2 separate regions of the Homo sapiens genome follow, and region 1 is linked to region 2. A link is an interaction called in ENCODE POLR2A ChIA-PET data of the cell type or tissue named here. Cell type or tissue: PC-3. All regions are shown on one strand. Links, peaks and the distances in the headings refer to the core of each region. The heading gives the core; the rest is flanking DNA. Region 1 overlaps IPO11 (importin 11). Region 2 overlaps IPO11 (importin 11).

Region 1 (2,926 bases), core at 164-2,663, 84 kb after region 2:
AAGGTTTCAGATATCAGATCTGCAAATGAGTGTATGAAACATATGTTAATTAAAGGAAACACACAATATGCTAATCAGGGAAATTATTTAAGTAGAAATAATTTAAGTAGAAGAAATAATTTATTTTAGAAACACTATTTTACTTCATGTTTTTCCTAAATATTCCTTACTACTTTCAAACAGATAATTCAATTCATTCTAAAATATTTAAGTCCAACTATAAAAATTATAAAATAATGCCTGCTTCTAAAATGGATGTAATATTTTATGATCTGGTCCCTACTTAACTCTCTCCAGCCTCAACTCAACCTTTAACCCCAATGTTCCAGTTAAACCAAAATAGTCACAATTCAAATTCTAACTGTGCTTCCTCCTCTTTCCTTCAAGTCTTTGTACTTATTGCTCCATCTCCCTGGAATGCAACACCCTCTTTCCATCACCACCTCCTCACACGTGTAACTCCTACTTATCCTTGTGTTCTTCCATTACACTTCTTTGGGAATCTTTCCTTAGACACACCAAACTATCTGGTGATCATCACCTACTTTAGCATTAACTATCCTGTATAGTATTATTATAATACATTATCTGTTTACTTGGTTATCTCCCCAATCAGATTGTTCCTGTATTTTAGTTACTCTTGTATCTCAACACCCTCAGCACAAAATCTACCACAAAACAGACTCTCCATCTACTGAATAAATAAATGCTTCTAAATCACTTAAGTTTAACATACCAGCATCTTTGATTAACAGTGCATTCATATCTTCCACATTTGTGGGTCCTAAAAAATATATATATAAATAGGTATCAGTAAAAGCAAATAAAACTAGTTTTTTAAAAAATTTATATTTAAACACAATTTGTTAGTTTCCCAATTCAATTAAGTATAACACATTTCATGGTGTCAAAAATGGACACAAGTACAAAGGGAAAGTCTAAGTTTTATGATTATCATTAGAGAACACAGGATTAAAAACCATTATAGCATATTTGAAAAATGTTATGACAAGCAATATTCTAGAAAATATACACCACAAAATGCTAATGTGCTATATACCACAAAATTATTTTTTTTGAGACAAGGTCTTGCTTTGTCACCCAGGCTGGAGTACAGTGGAGTGAGGTTTTCTCAGTTCACTGCAGCCTCATCCTCCTGCGCTCAAATGATCCTCCAACCTCAGCCTTCTGAATAGCTAGGACTACAGGTACTAACCACCAGGCCCAGCTAATTTTCCTAATTTTTGTAGCGACAGGTTTTTGCCATGTTGTCCAGGCTGGTCTGGGACTCCTGGGCTCAAGTGATCTGCCCACCTCAGCCTCCCAAAGTGCTGGAATTACAGGCGTGAGTCACCATGCCTGGCCAACACTCATTCTGACAACATGCTCTTCTCTAGGATACACCACTACACCTGGCATTTTTACAAGGCTTTTATTTACTCATATCCCTATAGGTGAAAATCTCAGGTTCTGTCCTTAAGATCCTCTTTTCTTTTCCCAAGGCTCCTTACATACATGCACTCCGAAAGTATATCTCTATCTCCTACCACTTCTAATGAGGTAACTGTTTCCTTGTCATTAAGGCTCAAAAGTTTAGGATCATCTTTGATCACTTTTCCTTGCCTAGCACATTCAATCGGTTGCTAAAAGTCAATCAAGTAACAATAGTTACTGAATATGCCCAGCACTGGGAATAAAATATAAACAAAACAGACGTGATCAATGCCCCTAGGACTTACAGTCTAGCAGAAAAGACAGAAATCATAAATCAATGTTAGTTAATAGGCAGATAATTAGTTACTTGTGTACAAAGTGTAATGACCAAGTGTCAAAAATTTACATCATCATTTTCTCTCAAATCCATAATCAATTATTTCCATTCCCACTGCCACCATTCTAAGAGAGGCTAACACTATTTTAACCTTTTCTCACTATTTCTCACAACACGCTCCAGATAGACTTTCTGCAAGCAGTATGACTACTGTTTTGCTTTTGCTTCTATTGTATTTACTACAGGAAAATTTATCATCGTCCAAACTATAATTCAAGGCCTATCTCAAATGCCACCCCCTTGGAAGATAATAAGTTTTAAAATTGTTTTTCTCAAATTCATATTTATTATATGACCCAGGAAACAGTACAGTATGCATTGTAGGCACTCAGACTATTTCTTAACTAAACGTTAAAGAGATTAACTCAAAGTTAATCACAAAATATGCCTTACCTTGAAGTGTTTGCATCATTTCTAGAAGTACAGGAGTAAGAGTCTGATTATATTCATGGAATATATCTATAAATAATACTTCAGTGCATGGCTGGAGAGGGAAAAATACAAATTTCTCATCAAAACAGTTGCATACTATATTGACTAATTCTTTAATAAAGCAAATACTTAATCTTAAAATTCTAAAACTTTGAAAATGTTTCCAACTTTTGATTTGTTAAAAAAAAAAAGTAAGGTTACCATTTTTTTATAACCAACACAAAGGAAAACAAAATCGAATTATAATTAATAAAAGAAAGTTGATTTCATTTCAATTATTTGTCATTACGCATTCAAAAACTTAAAACTATGGCAAGCAAAGTGTACATTTTAAATTAATCATACCTTAAATTTAAAAAGCATTCTGTAGCCACTCATTTATAGCTCAGTACTATAAATGGCTGACTACCCAAGATTCTTTTTTTTTTGAGACACAGTCTCACTCTGTCACCAGGCTGGAGTGCAGTGGTGTGATTTCGGCTCACTGCAACCTCCACCTCCCAGGTTCAAGCGATTCCCCTGCTTCAGCCTCCCGAGTAGCTATTATGTATTTTCTTAGCAATGATATAATAAGCAAAAACAGGAACTCCAATTTGCCAAATAAAGTAGCCTTTCTCTTAACAAACACAAGCGGTAACAGAAATTAGCATTAGCTACATTTAA
Region 2 (2,926 bases), core at 267-2,766:
AGAGGAGGGAGTAATTAGCCTAACAGATGATTTAATAAGGCTATGAGAGAGCTAAGCCTCTTCCAATAACTATAATAACCTTTGTGAAATTATTTTCTTGCCTCAACAGACAATATTATAAAATGGATGAAGTTACATGAATGAAGACTGTATTGAATATAGAAACTAGCATATGGAGTTAAAAGCACAGATTTGGGAGTCACTGTTTGTATTTTGAGGATAATACTTATATAACAAATAGCTATAGTTAGAAAGAAGTCCTACAATAAAATGGGATGCCTTAAGGACCAGGGACTTTTTATTAGCCAAGTATCCAAACAGAAGTTGAATGAACATCCCCATCAGAGATGTTACAGAAGGAAAGTTTATTACCAAATAAGGATTAACCTAAATAACCCCTAAGGGAACTCTCAATGTTAAGCCACCAGTGCTGAAGACCACCCAATACGGCTGAGAGGTATATGTACAATACTGCAGGGGCATCAAGGCTCCACACAATACTATCTATGTCAGGCATGAGACTAGTCAAATTGACCACTGTGTGAAAAATAACTCCAGAATCATGCCTATTTTTGTAATTGGAATATGGTTAACTGCTTCTTGGCACCCAAATTGCTAACCTTTTCACAGCTGGCCTTTGAAACATCTTATAGCTTGGATTTGACAGAACTTCTACCATTTAATCTCCATTATTTTGACCCGCCAAAGAAGCATCAGCAGTTCTTTCTCACTACAATAACCACTGCTCATAATTCATCCATCAGCTCACAGATCACACATATTTCTACTATGTAGTATAATATAGCTACTCAGTAATTCAGAAAAATTCCCTATATAAAATCTAACTCACAACTTTAAAAAGGAGTATACAGTCAGAAAGGTTAGTGAAGCAGAGAAATTAGGATAAACAGAATATAGGATTAACTCCTTTTGCTACTGCTGGATCAGATCTATTTATTGATAGAGTGCTTCTATGACTCAGAGAGTGTTCTCAACATTCTTCAAGTATTATCTCTTTTTAATCCTCACAGGAGCCCTATAAAGTAGGGTACTATGATTACCCTCATACAATGGATAAAAAAATGAGACAGAGAAATTAAGAGTAAAGCTTTAAAGTAGCCGGGCGTGGTGGCAGGTACCTGTAGTCCCAGCTACAAGCCGGGAGGCAGAGCTTGCAGTGAGCCGAGATCATGCTACTGCACTCCAGCCTGGGCGACAGTGTGAAACTCCATCTCAAAAAAAACAGTAAAGCTTTACACCCCAAGAAGATACTACCACATTTCCATATATAAAATTTTGTTCGTATATAATTTACGATAGGAGGTTTTTCGTAACAAACGGAACTTGAGAAAATGAAACAAAAAATGAACAATGTGCAGTGACCAAACTTCATAACTAACTATGAAAGAATGTGAAAGGCCTGGCACAGTGGCTCCCACCTGCAATCCCAGCATATTGGGAGGCCCAGGCAGGCGGACTGCTTGAGTGCAGGAGTTCAAGACCAGCCTGAGCAACATGGCGAAATCCCATCTCTACTAAAAACACAAAAAACTAGCCGGGTGTGGTAGCGCAATCCTGTAGTCCCAGCTACTTGGGAGGCTGAGGTGTGAGAATCACCTAAGCTTGGGAGGTCAAGGCTGCAGTGAGCCAAGATCATGCCATTGCACTCCAGCCTGGGCAACCAGAGTAAGACCCTGCCTCAAAGCCTCAAAAATAAATAAATAAATAAATAAATAAATAAATAAATAAATAAACAAACAAATATACATATACACAATGATTGTGTACTATAAAATCAAGATATTATAGTTTAAAGGTATTGTGTCCTGTGAATAAGCTAGCATTTTAGAGTTGTAAACACCAAATAATACTTCCAATGTATTTTCTATGTCATCTCTTCCGGATAAGTATCTATAATGCAGTGGAGAGTCTCAATAAATACTTTCTTAATAAATGCACTTGATTTCTAGAGAAAGGACAGAAGAATGATATGTTGTCCCTTTTATGAACAACTTAAATAAAAACGAGATATGTGGTTTTAAGTGGTTGGAAGAAGTACCTTACTTTAATAATGAAATATCTAGGAATATGATCTCATTTTCTAATCAGACTAACAAAAATGACTCAGAAATAGTAAAACCAGATTGTGGAATAGAAAAATTAGGCAAAAGAGCATTACTTGAGGTACTCAATAGCCTGGCAGAGAAGACATTAAGAGTAAGATAGACTGGACTTGAATTTCAGTTTGGTACTTGACTTTGGGTGGGTAATTAGCCTTTATTAGTCTTGATTACACATTTAAAAGGTTTAATAAGGCCGGGTGCAGTGGCTCATACCTGTAATCCCAGCACTCTGGGAGGCCGAGGTGGGTGGATCACCTGAGGTCAGGAGTTGAAGACCAGCCTGGCCAACATGGTGAAACCCTATCTCTACTAAAAATACAAAAATGAGCTGGGCGTGGTGGTGTGCGCCTGTGATCCCAGCTAATGGGGAGGCTGGGGCAGGAGAATAACTTGAACCCGGGAGGCGGAGGTTGCAGTGAGCTGAGATTGTGCCACTGTACTCCAGCCTGGGCGACAGAGCAAGGCTGTCTCAAAAAAAAAAAAAAAAAGTTTAATAATGTCCATCCCCATAGGGATATTGGAAGAATCAACTGAAATGTATATGAAAAATGTATTGTCAAAAGGCTATCACAAATTATGTGTTCTATTAGTTATTATTTACTTCTTGTTATCAGTTTCTTCACACATAAACTCTTTCAAAAGAAAGAGATGTACCTACTGAATAAGCTGGTATCATCACACAGTTGGTCAAATTGATTTAACAGTAGAAACAATGATTTACTGAGTGGTCATATTCATTAAGCATTTTAGAAGGCATCATATATACATTCTCCAATTTATCATAATAAGCCCTAGGTGCTAGC

Evidence for each region. ChIA-PET counts read pairs that join two places held together with the same protein. Peaks named below come from ENCODE experiments on the same cell type or tissue, not always from the same donor. Only the 100,000 strongest peaks of a DNase experiment are listed, where the experiment ranks them.
Region 1: POLR2A ChIA-PET joins it to region 2 with 5 read pairs; 5 of 35 experiments call an interaction of 5 or more read pairs at or near these places.

What each region holds. Positions count from the first base shown.
Region 1 is chr5:62,487,160-62,490,085 of GRCh38, reverse strand. IPO11 (importin 11) reads right to left here. Exons shown (of 30, transcript NM_016338.5): 13 at 2,225-2,315; 14 at 737-784. Among named protein-coding and RNA genes, the nearest start is that of IPO11, 76 kb to the right of the region's middle. In PC-3, for the core only: no CTCF peak of the experiment used is centred there; a DNase peak (open chromatin) is centred at 1,395; H3K27ac peaks cover 387 bases.
Region 2 is chr5:62,571,374-62,574,299 of GRCh38, reverse strand. The region is part of intron 27 of IPO11 (importin 11); the gene reads right to left. Among named protein-coding and RNA genes, the nearest start is that of IPO11-LRRC70, 5.9 kb to the left of the region's middle. In PC-3, for the core only: no CTCF peak of the experiment used is centred there; no DNase peak of the experiment used is centred there.